2 separate regions of the Mus musculus genome follow, and region 2 is linked to region 1. The links are chromatin loops, found by intact Hi-C in ENCODE. Cell type or tissue: heart. All regions are shown on one strand.

The links. Peaks named below come from ENCODE experiments on the same cell type or tissue, not always from the same donor. Only the 100,000 strongest peaks of a DNase experiment are listed, where the experiment ranks them.
Region 2: it touches region 1 in a loop (4-fold over the local background); 7 of 42 quality-filtered maps call a loop at or near these places.

What each region holds. Positions count from the first base shown.
Region 1 is chr4:57,901,347-57,909,346 of GRCm38, reverse strand. D630039A03Rik (RIKEN cDNA D630039A03 gene) reads left to right here. Exons shown (of 2, transcript NM_178727.2): 2 at 1-963. Among named protein-coding and RNA genes, the nearest start is that of D630039A03Rik, 11 kb to the left of the region's middle. In heart, CTCF peaks have their summits at 4,948 (motif pointing right) and 7,900 (motif pointing left); a DNase peak (open chromatin) is centred at 4,946; H3K27me3 peaks cover 303 bases.
Region 2 is chr4:57,448,245-57,456,244 of GRCm38, reverse strand. It overlaps a transcript of Pakap not described here and the pseudogene Gm12539. Among named protein-coding and RNA genes, the nearest start is that of 1700042G15Rik, 88 kb to the right of the region's middle. In heart, a CTCF peak has its summit at 4,180 (motif pointing left); no DNase peak of the experiment used is centred here; H3K27ac peaks cover 389 bases.

The DNA.
Region 1 (8,000 bases):
AATCATTAGCCAGGTGTGGCGGCAAATGTGTGGAATCCCAGCCACTGGAGGAAAAGACAATCGGGAGTTCACGACTGCGTTACGTGAGGCCCTATCTCCAACAAAACAACAAACCAACCAAAATAGCTGTCGGTGTTGAAAGTAGTAATGTTGTAATCGCAGCCTAAGGGAGGAGCCTCCTGCTTGGGAGATCGGTATCTCCACAAACTACCTCCTTTGCAGCCTGTAGGATCACTCAGGTCCTTCCTGAAAAGCAGGACCCAAAAGAACACCAGGAACTGATGGATAGACAGACATGAGCAGGTGGGGCTCCGAAGGGGATGCAGGCACAGGAACCAGGGCGGGTTCCCCTATCCTGTGGGTTTCAGAGGAAGGGGCAAGTCACATGGTCAGTCTCTCTCTGATTTGTGGGTAGCAGAGGGAGGGAAGAGCATTCTAGAGTAGGAATTTGGGACTCTGAGGATTTGAGGGGTCGGGAGGAAAGGGCACTTCTAGTTGAGGTGTATCCATTATACATCTGTAGGATGTGTCACCACGAGTAGCCCCTCTAGTATCCCAGTCTGGTGTCTGGTGGGCAGATGTGTCAGCACAGGTAGTCCTCTGGTGTCCCTGAAACTGGCAACTTAGTCCAAGGACACACACACACACACACTCCCACCCCTCAGAGCCCATGAGCCTGTAAACAAACTCCCCAGGTGCCTAAATTCCAGGAGAATCACAGGTACCAGTCTCAATTCACCACTTAACTTTAGGAAGTCACTTCTATTCCTTCGGTAAACAATAAATTCAATACTGTTGTTTTTTAATACTCCAATGAAATTCAAGAACATTTTCTGAAAAAAACCAACTTTGTCTTTTGGTCCTAATTTTTTTTCTTCTCAATTCACATGTAATTGTTTTCTGGTGCTGATATTGTATGTGTCTTATATACAAATGTGTGTGCCCATGTGTGTGGAACCGATACTCATATGGTTATCACGTGTGTTTCATGTACAAGCGTGTGTGCATGTGTGTGTGTGTAAGCTGAGGGTCAACTTCAGGTATCGTTCCTCAAGAGAGGTCCACTTTGGGGGTTTGGTGGCGTTTGGTGTTGCTGTTTTGTGTATGTAAGTGTGTGCTGGGGTTAGTGTGGCAAGTGTGCACCTGTGTCTGTGCACTGAGACCAGAGGAGGAAGCCAGGGGTCTTTTTCTATCCTCTCAGCCTTGCTCCTTTAAGACAGTGTCTTTTAATGAACCTAGAGCTAGGCTGGCAGCCAGCAAGCACCAATGATCTTCTGTCTCCATCCCCACAGAACTAGGATTACCGGTGTGCACAGCCATGACAGCTTTTACACGGGTGCTGGGGAGTCAAACGCAGGTCCTCCAGCTTATACAGCCAGTGCTCCTAACCACTGAGCCACATCCCCAGCCGCTACCTTGTTCTTTGAGACAAGGTCTCTCACTGGGACCAATTAGGCTAGACTGGCTAGTTAGCAAATCTCAAGGACACCCCTGACCCTGCCTCCCCATCTCTGGGATGACAAGCAAGAGCTGCCAAACTCAGCTTTCCCTGTGGTGCTAGGGATCCGAACTCAGGTCCTCAAGCTTGCTCTGAGTTGGGAGCCAGGCTGACCCCGGTGAAAGGGACAAAGGGAATCTAGTTCTGCGTCCTTGCCCAGAGACAGACTTGGCAGGGTCTGGTCAGGGATGGGGCCTGGGCCTCAGGGGAGGTAAGATTCCTGTTTCTGAGGGAAGTCAGCTTTCTCCCTTAAAGGGCTGTGGCTCTCAGTCCTCAGGCAGCTGTGCCTCGGGTATCCTGTGTTCTCTTTGCCAGCCCTGGCTCATTTAGCTCTCTGCTGACCTTGGCCCACTCTCTCCCTATAAGATGGTGTATAAGATGCTGTACTTCCTTTTAGTTTGTTTGGGGTTTTTTGTTTGTTTGTTTGTTTGGTTGGTTGGTTGGGGTTTTTTTGTTGTTGTTGTTGTTTTTTTGTTTTGTTTTTAGACAGGGTTTCTCTGTGTAGCCCTGACTGTCCTGGAACTCATTCTGTAGACCAGGCTGGCCTGAAACTCAGAGATCCACCTGCCTCTGCCTCCCCAATGCTGGGATTAAAGGCATGTCATCTTGTCCAGTTGAGATGCTGAGCTTCTTAATAAACTTGCATGGAATAAGTCGTTGACTCATGCAAGACCTGCCAGCCCCAGCTATTGCTTTTATCTTCTTATCCCTGGTCCTCCCACTCAATGTGCCATCATCTGGGACCCTCATTCCTGCCAGTTCAGGTTGGCATAGTGAGCCTCTACCCACTGAGTGTCCCCCAGATGCTTTGATTTTGTTTTAAACAAGTTAACTACCCTTTGTGTAACTTTGTTCCAATGCACATCTGTCAACTCACATCCTGCTTATGAGTCAAAGAAGAACATCTGGCATATAGAGTTAGCCATCTGAGCATTAATCCAGCTGTTCTTGATGTAAGATTAGGGCAAGTTACTTAATCCCTCCATTTGGTTTCAATCATCTGTGAAGTGAGGGACACAATCCTGCCTTTTGAAAGGACCGAGAATAATGTACATTCTCAATAAGAGGAATGGTTTCCACGTTTTAAAGCTCATTACATCTCTCTCCTTAATTTTCTTTTCCAGCATCCTCCTCCAACACTTGCCTCTGCTTCAAAGATTGACAGCCTCTAGCCACAACCCCCTGATCAAATTCAATCCATTCTTCTAAGTGTTGCTGCTCTTTCCCCTGCAGCATCCATGAAGCTCGCCCTTGATTTCTGATACCACCTTCTCCTTCTTCTTCTCCTCCTCCTCTTCCGCCTCCTCTTCCTCCTCCTTCTCTTCTTCCACCTCCTCTGCCTCCGCCTCCGCCTCCTCCTCTTCTGCCTCCTCCTCCGACTCCTCCTCCTCCTCCTCCTCCTCTTCTGCCTCCTCCTCCTCCTGTGTTTTGGGTGTCCCCTCCATGGTTTATGAGCTCCTTCATATCTGATTCATCTTATTGTCCAAGCCCACAGCTTGGTACATGGAACCAGCACTCAGTAAAAGACTGTGCGTGCTCTGCACCCGTGGACCTGTCAGAAGAGTGAGGAAATGTGGGCCACAAAGCTTTAGCCCCTCCCACTTGGCCAATTCTCTCCCAGCCCTTAATTCAAAGACTCTTCCCGACTTATTATTCCTTATGTATTTCCTGCTAGGGCAGCAGTAAAATTTCGCTGGACATAAGGACAATAGATGGTGATGTATTTCGGAGCTGAAAAGACCGCGTGATCCAAACACAGTAATGAGGGTTCGAACGGACTGGAAGGCCGTGCATCAGGGTTTGCTGTGGTAACAAGCAACCGTAGATCTCAACACAGAGGCTAATTTTCACTCTGCTGTGCACCGGACTCTCCTCCATGGACAGTGTTGTCCCCAGCTATATGCTAGCATTGAATGACTATGGGCTCCCCCCCAGTCAGTGTAGCAGAAGGCAGTGGATTCTTAGTCCTGTGCTGGTTCATAAATCACTTTTGCTCACATTTCATTGTCCAAGTCAGTCACACAGTTTCCCTCCGTGTGTGTAAGTATAGTCATCCCCTTATGGTTGGGGGGTGGGGTGTGTGTGAAGAAATGGAAACGTGGCCAGATCAGCCAATCAGGAAAACAAACCAGTGACTACAAAAAGTGGGCGAAGATTCATCCTACCTGGCCACACTGGCAGGAGGAACAATGGCTCCTCACGGCCACCTTCAGGGTAGGAATATGAGGTTTACATCTAGAGACAAGAGGCATGCATAGCTAAGTGGTCACACTTTAAGTCCAAGTGTGGTCTGCCCTTCACCATCTGGGTTCCAGCATGCCACCAAAGCCTGCACAAGTTTAGCTTTGCTATAGGCTGCATCCCCGAGTTGGAAGGGAGCTGAGAATTGAGTTCCTAGGAAGAGGGAGGGGGCGGGCTGATCTTTGTGTCAATCCCCTTCTTTCTTACATGGCTGCTTCAGCTAAGAACATTAGACCAGAACCACATCACTCACACACTTACCTTCCTGAGTCTAGCAAACCTGCTCCGGGAGAAGGACTCAGATCACTGCCTGGGCTATCGCGCACGTGCACTCACACACGCACATGCACACCCCACCACCTTTACCCTGAGTGGGTTTTGTTTTTTGCTTTTTGTTTTTGGCAGGGGTGTGTGTGTGTGTTGTTATTGTTATTTGTTTGTTTCCTGTTGCTGTTTTATTAAAGAAAGGAAGAAAGAAAGAGAGAAAGAAAGAAAGAAAGAAAGAAAGAAAGAAAGAAAGAAAGAAAGAAAGAAGAAGGAAAAGGGAGCCAAGGATGTTTGGTAGAGATATGTATAGTATAGAATAGGGTTTATTTAGGGCATGGGAAAGGAAGTTGGGAAGGGAGTACAGACAGACGAGGGGAGGGGGGGGCGGTAGGAGCAGAGGAGGAGAGGCCGACCAGGAGTGCGTGGAGAGAGATGAGGGAGGGTAACGGTGAAAGAATGAACAGAGAGGGAGGGTAAGAGAGCAAGAGAGTGAGGAGGGAGCAAGCAGTCCCTTTTATAGTGAGTCAGACATACCTGGATGTTGCTAGGTAACTGTGGGCGGAGCCTAAAAGAAAACGCTGACATCTGTGCTGGTCAGAACTATGTTCTCCACAATTAGCCAAAGGCTTTCCCGAGGTAGAAAACCACCGACTCTCACAGTTATGTGTATGAGATGGACAACCTTCACTCAGGGGATCCTTGCCTGCCAATTCCACGACTTCCTTATGCCACAGGCAGTACCCTTCCTGGGGCTCAGAGCAGGGAGTTGGGGTTCTAATCTCTCTGCTGCTGGAACCTCGGTGACCCTTACTGAACCGAGTTTCTCAACTGTAATTGGAGGTGATAAAACTTCTGGAACAGTGGTAGAAATGAGTTTCCCCTAAACTAAGAATAAATATCTAAACCAACCTGTGCAGCGGAGCCAACCTATCCTTCTCCACTAGGGGGCAGGCTCCCCACACTGTCTCAGTCAGAGTGCCCAACTTCGAACTCTGATAGCACGGTTGTGTATTCTCTTTTGGTTTGGTTTGGTTTTGAGACAGGGTCTCCTTACCTAGCACTGATTGTCCTGGAGCTCACTATATAGACCAGGCTGGTCTAAAACACACAAAAATTTCCCCATCTCTGCCTGTCGAGTGCTGAAATTAAAGACATGAGCCACTCCATCTGGCACCCAACTCTTAAGACTTGAATGTAAAACTCCTTTCAAACTGGCTGATTTGGCACATGTCTGTACTTCAGATGAAACCCCAAGTAAGCGCTAGCGTTTTGCATGCCCTGGGCCCACCTGGAAGGCTTGTTAACAGATCGCAGGCCTCTGCCATCAATCAGCACAGCCATGCTGAAATTTAGGCGGCAGGGGGGTGGGGTGGGGAGAGGACACCACACCGAGAGCTACTATTCTTGGTAATGTAGCCAAAATTGGCAATTTTTAGAATGTAGGGTTGTTTGTTTTTGTTTTGTTTTGTTTTGTTTTGTTTTGTTTTGAGACTTTTATTTGCGGTGGTGAATATAGGGACTATTTTTGAGGAAAAGAGGGAAACTCCCTTTCAGTGGTGTACCTCACCCTACCCAGCATTAGGGTGAGAGATGGAGAGAGCCGTGGGCAGAGATAAACGCCCATGACATTACTCTGGCTGTGCCTCTGCTCAGTGAGAGCTTCCATCCACAAAGATGATTCATCTACCAGGTACCATTCATCCTTTCATCTCTCCTTTATCTGTATCCTGGTGACTCCCTCACCTGGCTACATTTAAATCCTCCCCCTGAATTCCCTAAACTGAGGTTCATAATCAAGGCCAATAGCTTACCAGGACCCTCGGTCCCAGCTGAGAAACAAGAGGAAGAAAATACTGGTTGTGGGAAAAAGCTGTGGCTTCTGCTACCCAACCTATACATTAGAGGACATTTCTAATCTCTTTTCTTGTTGTTGAAAACAAACAAACAAAAAAACTCACAGAGTGAGTTCCAGGACAGCCGGGGCTACACAGAGAAACCCTGTCTCGAAAACAAAAAACAAAAAACAAAAAAAACAAAAAACAAAAAACCTCACTATGTAGCCCAGGCGAGCCTTGAACTACTGATTGCCCTGCCTCTGCGTCTGGAGCTCTGATATTATAGTCATGCTCTCTCTGCCAGGCTTGAGTTGATTCTTGTTATATGCTGCCTGCCTGGATTGGCTTCACTTGAGCACGGCGGTATTTTGTGTTGGTCTTATTTTTTGGGACAAGGTCTCATGAAACCCAGGCTGACCTTGAACTTGCAATGAAGCTAAGGATAACGCGGAACTTCTGATCTTTGTGTCTCTACCTCCTGGGTGCTGGGATTACAGGTATGTACACATCTGATTTATTCTGTGCTGGAGGTGAAACCCAAGGTTGGTGACATCTTGTCAGGGCCTCCATGGACCTTCGGGTCTCACTTTCATTGACCTGGGTTTCCAAGGGTGAGGAGGCTCCTTTTTGGGGAACAACCTCTATCATATTTCGTCATGTCGGCTCTGTAGGCAGAACAGAACAGGAAGTGGTCCACAGGAGACTCTTGACAAAAGCCAAAGAGGCTTAAGCTCCTCCCACCAACCCGTAGGTCTTGATGGGAGCCCCTGCTTTGCTTTAGGGACCCATTTCAGTGGGCTTTCTTTTTGTGGTGCAGTAAGAGAACTAGAAAAATCCCTGAATTTCCTCATTGAGGCCACCTTGTCTGTCGTAAAAGCCTTCTAGAAGCACACTGAGAATGCGGTGTGTTGGAAGACGTTTTCACTGCCACTACCAGTGTTTGTTATCGCCGCCGTGTTTTGAAACGGGCTCTTGCTATGTAGCACACACTGACCTCAGACTTCTTCATCCTCCTGCCTCAGCGCCTTGGATTGCTGAGATTCTAGTCCAGCTTCAGCATTGTTATCCAGTGCACTAGAAGTGTGTAGAGGTCGAAGAGTGCTGAGAAATAACACGAGGAGGACGTCACGGAAGCCTGGAAGGCACTGACTGGAAACTCCTGAAAGCCTGCCTGCCGTGCTCAGCCAGCGATGAAGAGGGGCGGCCAAGGGATATTTTAGTGGCTCAGAGTGATTAGCTTCAGAGTGGATTGGAGTCGCCAACGGATCTCCATCTTGCATCCTAGAGTACAGCGTGCTTGGTCCCTCTGAGTTGTGTTCTACCACCTTTTCCTGGGAATGGAAAATTCTCCAAGTTTCTTCCACACCTACACACTCTAAAAGCTCTGCGAGTTGAGATCCAGCCGTCTGCCTCAGCAAGCCTTCTAAGGTGCTCTGAGACAAGCTCAGGTAAGAACCACTATGGCTGGCCATGGTGGTAGAGGTTTAATTGTTCTGACAGTTCCGAGGCTGAGGCAAGAAGACCGCAAGTTCAAGGCTAGGCTGGGCTGCAGAGACCCAGTGTCTGGAACGCAGTCTATGCCGGCTTCGATGTGTGATCAGTATAGATTGGTCATGTCTGCTAGATTTTAAGTCACTTTAAGCTAAACATGTGGTAGTAGTGTCCCTTAGTACTTTGACAAAGACAGAAGAAAAATGCTCATTAGTTGTGGAGAAATATTTTAGACTAAAGAATATCAGTCTTTAAGCCTCTTTAAGAGGAGTAAGAGCTCATAACTGCTGAGCCATCTTTCCAACACCTTGTTTTGTTTCTGAGACAGTGTCTATGTAGCCCAGGCTACCCTGCAACTCACTATGTAGGCCAGGTTGGGTTTGGACTTGTGTCCACTCTTCTGTTTCTGCCACTCAAGTTGAGTCCTGGGATTATTGAGTGACCACACCTAGTTGAGAGTGGTTTTTCATTGAGGTTTTTGAAGAATTCCTGTCTATTCTGAAGGGTCGGAACCCCTAGGGAAGACTCTAGGCTAGGGCCTGCCTTTCCTTTAGCACCACTGCCACCATGTGGCCACTCGCAGGCAAACACGAGCCTCGTTAACCCAAACCAACAAAACCCCACCCTTTCTGTTATCATTTAAGGCAATCTTTCTCTATCTTCCTAAT
Region 2 (8,000 bases), 450 kb after region 1:
ACGTTTTGTCTCCATATTTCCTCCTGTGACTATTTTGTTCACCCTTCTAAAAAGCATTGAAGCATCCACATTATGGTCTTCATTCTTCTTAGGCTTCATACCCAAATAGCACCAAGAGAGAGCTGGCCTCCCGGGAGTGCAGATAACAGGTCCAATCTTTAATGGTTCCTCAGAAACTAGAAGCCAAGCTTCTCCAGATAAAGGAGCGACACCAGGAAGAGAAGAGGTTCCTGGAAAGCACGGATCCCTTTAACGGTGAACTTAAAAGGTTATACGGTCGAAGATGAGAGTAAACATGGCGAAAATTGCAGCTGATATTGCATGGGCGGAGGAACAGGCCTGCAGAAGGCGGGAGGAGAAGGGGAAAGGAGGCAGCAGAGCAAGCTGAGTGCAGTCAGAGCATCATCCCCGGGAAAGAGCAAGCGGAAAACAAAGCTGAGGAGGAGAAGGACAAAGTGCACAGCCGATGGATGGAGACAAAGAAGACACGCCTTGAAGAGACAGCTGAGAGCCAACAGAATGGGGAAGGCAGTCTACTCCTGAGGACAAGGAGAGGGGGTAGAGGGGTGATTGACAGCTCAGAGGGAGAGGGCCCAGTGATGGTAATACTGGCTCAGAGAGCAGCAACGTGACATAGGGGAGCCGCCCATAGACCCCATGCCAGAAGACAAGAAAAAGAAATAAGTGTGGCCTTATTTTATGTGTCCTAGAACTTTTTTAAATGGGAAAAGGGGGGATATTTTTGATGTTTTTTAAAAAGGTATTTAGGGGAGCCTCTTTTATGGAAATGGATATAAGGATAAAGGTCAAACTTATTGAATAGAAAAGATTAATTTTTTTATTAATCAGTTTGAATCTTATCTCTGTCTCTACATCGCTTAGACTGCCATCATTTAGAATAGCGAAAGGATCTCAATTGCCATGGAGACTCCCTAATTTAATTCCTTAATCTTCTTGAACATCATTCAGAGGACCAAGCCCTTCCCAGACATTAGCATCTGGGTGTCCATTAAGTGACTCAAACTTTCTTATTCTAAGCCCTACGTGCTTCTCCCTCCCAAGCCTAGTTCTTCTTTTAGTAAATAGCATTTTATTTGCCTACAGATTAAGCCAAAATGCCTTGGCCCCATTTATGAGACCTCTTCTACTATCATCAGAACCTGCCAAGGCCACCCCAAAACTACTCTACAATCTAGTTTTAGTTAGAGTTTCTATAGTTGTGATGAAACACCATGCCAAGCAACTTGGGAAGAATGGGCTTACTTGTCTTATAGTTCCATGTTTTAGTCCACTATTGAAGGAAGCTAGGACAGGAACTGGAAGGCAGGAGCTGAGGCAGAGGCTATGGAGATGCTCTGCTTACTGGCTTGCTCACTCTGGCTAGCTCAGCTTGCTGTCTTATAGAACCCAGAACCACCAGTGCAGGGATGGTCCCACCCACAACGGACTGGTCCCTCCCACATCAATCACTGATTAATAAAATGCCTTAAAGGCTTGCCTACAGCCCCATCTTATGGAAGCATTCTTTTTTGGAGAGGCATCTTTTTTTAACTTTTTGACTCTGTGAGTTTCACATCATGTAAGCGAATCCCACTCATCTTCCCATCCCTTCATATCTGCCCTCCATTTTTGCAACCTCCTCCTCAATCCCCAAAAAGGAAATAAAGAAGATTTTTTTTTAAAATCTTGTTATGGAAGCTGTAGTGTCTCACACAGCATACTCTTTTGTCTACACATCTTTACTTGCAAATGTTCATTGTAATGAGTCTGGTTCAAGGCTCTGGTTTCTGCTACTCTATCAATACTGGATCCTCTCTGGGACTCCTCTAAAATATTCTGTTGTTGCCTTGTGTCATGGGAATCCTGCATTTTTGTATCTGCAGGACTGATCCCTTCATATTCTCCAGCACTTCATAGATTGGGTAGCTGTTGGGGTGGGCCAACTCAAAGCCCCGGATCTAGACCTGGGTGGTAGCTGAGTTCACCAGCCTGCCAGATCTCCTGCATCCACATCACCAGTGTTTTTTCCTGAACTGACCAGGCTAGCTCACCTGATGCCTCAGCCTGCAAGGGGCAGGGCTAGCTCTCCCTCAGGGCTGGCCTCCTCTCACCCATGTCAACAGGGCCAGCTCTACTGCACTGCCCAGTGGCAGGGCAGGCTGCTCCCTCAAGTGCTGCAGCCAGAGGGGCAAGGAAGGGAGATGATCTCTCCCTCACCCATGCCTCCACACAACAGAGGAATTGCAGGGCCAACTCTCCTGTGCTCATATCCCCAGGGCCAGCTCACCCTGCCCCCAACACCAGGGTCAGCTCGACTGTGCCACCCAGGCAAGGTGCATGGCCTGCTCTCTTGAACGATGTATGGAAGCATTTTTAAATGACATTCCCTCCTCTAAATGACTTCAGCTTATGTCAAGTTGACATACACTAAGCAGCACAGCACACAAGCACATCACTGTTGAGCCACAACCTTTCTTGTCCCATTCACCCCCAAGATCACACGTTACTACGAACATTACAATATAAAACATTTCAAGCTTTAAAAATCCCAATCTTTAAAATTTCATACAAAAAGGTCGAAGTCTCCTTTTTTCTTTTTTCTTTTTTCTTTTTTTTTTTTTTTTTTTTTTTGGTTTTGGTTTTGGTTTTTCGAGACAGGGTTTCTCTGTGCAGCCCTGGCTATTCTGGAACTCACTCTGTAGACCAGGCTGGCCTCGAACTCAGAAATCCGCCTGCCTCTGCCTTCCAAGTGCTGGGATTAAAGGTGTGAGCCACCACACCCGGCAAGGTTGAAGTCTCTTAAAATACCCAAATTCTGTTTTGAAATCCAAAGAATTTGTAAAATTCCAAAATTTCTTTAAAAGTTAAAAATCTCTCAACTATGGGCTGCTGTAAAATAATAAGTATCTTAAATGCTTTCTTACTCCAAAGAGGAAGAACCAGGAGGGCAGCTACAACCTCAACAAAGCAAAACCAAACTCCAACTGTGTAAATAACAAAATGTCTAATGGGCTCAGGTCACTTCTCTGGCTCTACAGCACACACAGCTTGTCTTCTGAGCTCAGGCCGGCTCCACTCCACCGCTGCAGCTCTTCTTGATGATCATCCTATGGTATTGGCATCTCCAAATGCTGGGGTCTTCCGCTGCAATTGGGTTTCACCAATTCCGCTGCAATTGGGTTTCACCAATAACCTCTCCTGGGCTTGCTTCATGGTGCCAAGCCTTAGCTGCTCTCCGTGACCCCTCTATGCCTTCACCAACAATACCGCCTGGTTGAGTCTTGCACATTACAAAGTTCAGCTGCCAGCATGAAGGCCAACCTTGGCTGTGTCTGAGACAAAGCTTATCATCTTAATGATGTTGGTCTCTTACTCAGAGCTGAGTCTTCAGCCCCAGCTCATCCATATCCATTGTCCCAGCAAACCACGGGTTTGTGTTTCTGGTATCTTGTTAACCACAGCAGATTCTTCAGCCCCAGCTAACCAGAACTACAGAGTCTTCAGGCAAATGACCTGGTAGAGTCTTTGCATTCCTCTGCAACCTCACAAGCCAGGCCTCCATGTTCGGCACGGCTCTCAACAGTCTTACCATCCAAGCTCCTACAGAATAGCCCAGAGCTCTCAACACTCAATGGCTTTTCTAGCCCAAAGTTCCAAAGTCCTTCCACAACCCTCCAAAACAACATAGTCAGGCCTATCACAGCAACTTCCCATGATTCTGATACCAATTTCTGTTTCTTTTAGGGTTGCTACTGTGGTGATGAAACACCATGGACAAAGCAATCTGAGGCAGGAAAGGGTTTACTTAGCTTACGCTTCCACATCTTAGTCCATCATTAAAGGAAGTCAGGGCAGAGACTCAAGCAGGGAAGGGACCTAGAGGCCTGGGAGGAGTGCTGCTTCCTGGCTTGTCCTCCTGGCTTGCTCAGCCTGCTTTCTTATAGAACCAAGACCATCAGCCCAGAGGTAGTACCACCTTCCTCCCCTGGGCCCTCCTCCATCAGTCACTAATTAAGAAAATGCCCTACAGGCTTGCCTACAGCCCAATCTTATGAAGGCATTTTCTCACATGAAAGTCCCTTCCTTTGAGATTACTTTAGCTTGTAGCGTAAAACTAGCCAGCACAAAGCTCAGTCTTTTATGACAGTCCAAGTGTGACCCTTTGCGGTGACCTCTACTGCCACCTCCTGGTTGCCAGATAGTGTCACTTATATTCTGACTTCCTGAGACCCACAGAAAATTGCTGGTGAACAGGCTGAGCTCTGCATCTAGAATTAGTCCTGTTCATGGGCGACTCCAAACTGTCAGTCCCCTGCCCCCCATCCCAGTCCCCTAAAATCTATTTGGTGCACTAACTCCCCTGATAGGTCAACTTCCCTCTCCCTCTTTCTGCCCATTTCTTCCTACTTGGATTCACTTACTCCTCCCAAGACCCTTGGTTGATCACAAAGACACACACACACACACACACACACACATACACACACGCACACCATGCTAAGCCACTGGCTAATTTTTCACAAGCAACAAACACTTTCTTCTCAACTCAGAGATGCAATGGTTTAGAAAACACGAGCATTCTCCTTTCCTCAAGAAAAAAAAAAAGTGGGAGAAGGAATAAAGAAATCTATCATAGTATTTCACAGCCCAGATGAAAGGCCCCAGCTAGTGGGTAAAGCAGGGAAGAGTCAAGAATTTCGAATGACAAATGTCTGAGTTTTTTCCTAAAGCTGAAGTCGTCTCAGAGTGTTGGAAAAAAAAACTGTGTGAGTGGTGGGCTGTTGCGCGCGCCCAACAGGCCAGGAAGAACGACGCTGCTACAGGATCCTTCTGCACACATTTATTCAGTCCTGTTTCTTCTTTCTCCATATATCTCCCTTGTTTATATCTTCCTTGTTTATATCTCCCTTGTTTTTATATCTCCCTTGTTTTTATATCTCCCCTGTTTATATCTCCCTTGTTTTTATATCTCCCTTGTTTTTATATCTCCCTTGTTTTTATATCTCCCTTGTTTATATCTCCCTTGTTTTTATATCTCCCTTGTTTATATATCTCCCCTGTTTATATCTCCCCTGTTTATATCTCCCTTGTTTATATATCTCCCTTGTTTTTATATCTCCCTTGTTTTTATATCTCCCTTGTTTATATATCTCCCTTGTTTTTATATCTCCCCCGAACCCTGGGCCTCTCACTCTTTTATACTCTCAGTTCCCATCCACGCACAGCAGGCCACGCCACCTCACCAGGCACGCAGCTTCAGCTAATCAGGGCAGCAGGGGCAAATCTCCACCAAATTGGATTCACCTGTATCCTGGTACACCTGCGCAGCACTCAAGATGTTTGTGTCTTATATGAGGAAGTCAGGTGCAAGTCATATGACTTAGCTGCAGTCCCTGGCGCCTTTGGGACTGCCGCCACACCCGCTCCCCACAATTCCCCCTTTTTTCTTTTTTGGCAGAGAGAATGTCTGTAGAAAGCCCCCCGCAGCCATGCCCCTTACCCGTCCTTGGGTGACAAACAGCATTGGTTTGATCCCTGTCTTAGGTTGGTGACATGCCCAGGGAGTCTTATCACTGACTACCTCTCAATCATGCCAAGCCACTCCTGGGGAGATTGTGTTTTGCTTGCAGCAGGTGCATCAAAAGGCCAGGATGTTACTTAACCTATGGCCAGATCTTAATTGCTGCAAGCAAGCCTCATGGGTGAAGGTAGAGGTCTGATCCCCAGTGTGCAAGCATAGGGGCCCTACACAAAACCATCCCTTAGGCTCATCACCCAGAGAGGTCTTGGCCAGCTCCTGTGTCGTTTTTCCTGGGGGAAGGGAACTAGGACACTGAACCTTCATGCAATCAGACGTGCCTTCCACAGGATGCCAACAGCAAGCTATCCTCTGTGCAGTGCTTAGCCTCGCAACCCATGGCATAACGCAGCATAATTTCTTTTAGAGCGGCAAACCGAATCTGAGGAGATTGTCCCGCCTCCACTGCAGCAAAAGCCTACGCTACCATGGCGAAAGTGCGGACCCGCACACTCTGCACCTAACACATGTGCCAAACACAAAACACACACACACTATAACAAGCATACATCCCAGGGCTCTCATCCCTGCTCATCTTCCCTGAAGCAAGGGATAGATAGCCAGAGGGGCTATCTCTTTAAGGGAAATTCAGGGATCAAAAAGCGTGGAAAAATTTGAATGTCATGTCGAGCTGGTATTGGCGCTTCTGGAACACCGAAAGGATCTCTCATCTCGGCTCCATCCTTTGTGCTTGTGGGATCATCCACCACATCCACAGGGGCAACTGGATCAGGAGCCTCATTCTTGTAGCGTCTCACCAATCTCTCCGGCACCCAAAGAGGTTCCGTCTGGTCCATGAACTTACCCTGCCGGCAACCACTGACTGCTGAAAGTTCTGAACTCGGTGGGGGAGTCGGTTCCCCGTACAGGCCACCAATTGTCGCGTCCGCTCTCGACCAGCAAGAACGATGCGACCACCAGTCCTTCTAACAGCAGTTTATTCAGTCTTCATCTCTCTTCTTTCTCTTCATCAGTACCTTTCCCCAGCTGAAGAGTTCTGAATCCACGCCGGATCCTTCTCAACAGTCTGTTTTATGGGAACCTTTATTAACCCCTTCTTCCCTGTGATGCAGTTCTGAATCCTCCCTGTAGCAGGGGGTCTTCGCTCGTGACTGAAGATGTTTCTTTTCCCGGGTTTCCTCGTCCCAGGTCTTCTTGTCCCAGGTCTTCTCGTCTCATCCCGGGTCTCAGCACCAACTCTTGCGCGCGCCCAACAGGCCAGGAAGAACGACGCTGCTACAGGATCCTTCTGCACACATTTATTCAGTCCTGTTTCTTCTTTCTCCATATATCTCCCTTGTTTATATCTTCCTTGTTTATATCTCCCTTGTTTTTATATCTCCCTTGTTTTTATATCTCCCCTGTTTATATCTCCCTTGTTTTTATATCTCCCTTGTTTTTATATCTCCCTTGTTTTTATATCTCCCTTGTTTATATCTCCCTTGTTTTTATATCTCCCTTGTTTATATATCTCCCCTGTTTATATCTCCCCTGTTTATATCTCCCTTGTTTATATATCTCCCTTGTTTTTATATCTCCCTTGTTTATATATCTCCCTTGTTTTTATATCTCCCCCGAACCCTGGGCCTCTCACTCTTTTATACTCTCAGTTCCCATCCACGCACAGCAGGCCACGCCACCTCACCAGGCACGCAGCTTCAGCTAATCAGGGCAGCAGGGGCAAATCTCCACCAAATTGGATTCACCTGTATCCTGGTACACCTGCGCAGCACTCAAGATGTTTGTGTCTTATATGAGGAAGTCAGGTGCAAGTCATATGACTTAGCTGCAGTCCCTGGCGCCTTTGGGACTGCCGCCACACCCGCTCCCCACAGTGGGCCACAGGGAAGCCAGCCTGGAGACCCTGAGGTTTCCTTCCACTCGCTGACATCTATTTTACAGAGACTTCATTTTTTCAATGCCCAAGCTTCCAGCCACAAGACAGTGTAATCTGAATAGAGACACAGGTATTTATTGACTCTGTTCTAAGTCAGCAGCATATCAGCTTGAAGAGCTTTGGAAGGGACTAGTCAGCTCATAAAACTAAGTGTTTGACCATGTGATCTGGAAAATAAGCTGGAGAAATGAGAAGAGCTGAAGACCCAACTTTCTCTCATCAACAGCGGTGTGTTAGCAATGGCAACCTGCCACTGTGTCAGCAATATCATCCTGTCATTGTAGAACCAGACTTGAGTTCTCAACTCAGAGACCACAGCACGGTTGACTACATCCTACCATCCCTACCGCCATAGCTTTGGCCCAGTTACCACCAAGTCTCAGCCACCTCAGGGTGTAGTGGCCTCCTAGCTGTGCCGGGATATTCTCCTTTGTCCACAAGTTAGATTGTGTGGCCTTTCTGCTTAAACTTTCCTTTGACCAAAGTGGCTTGGGGACGGGGAGTGGCTGAGGAGATGGCTTGTCC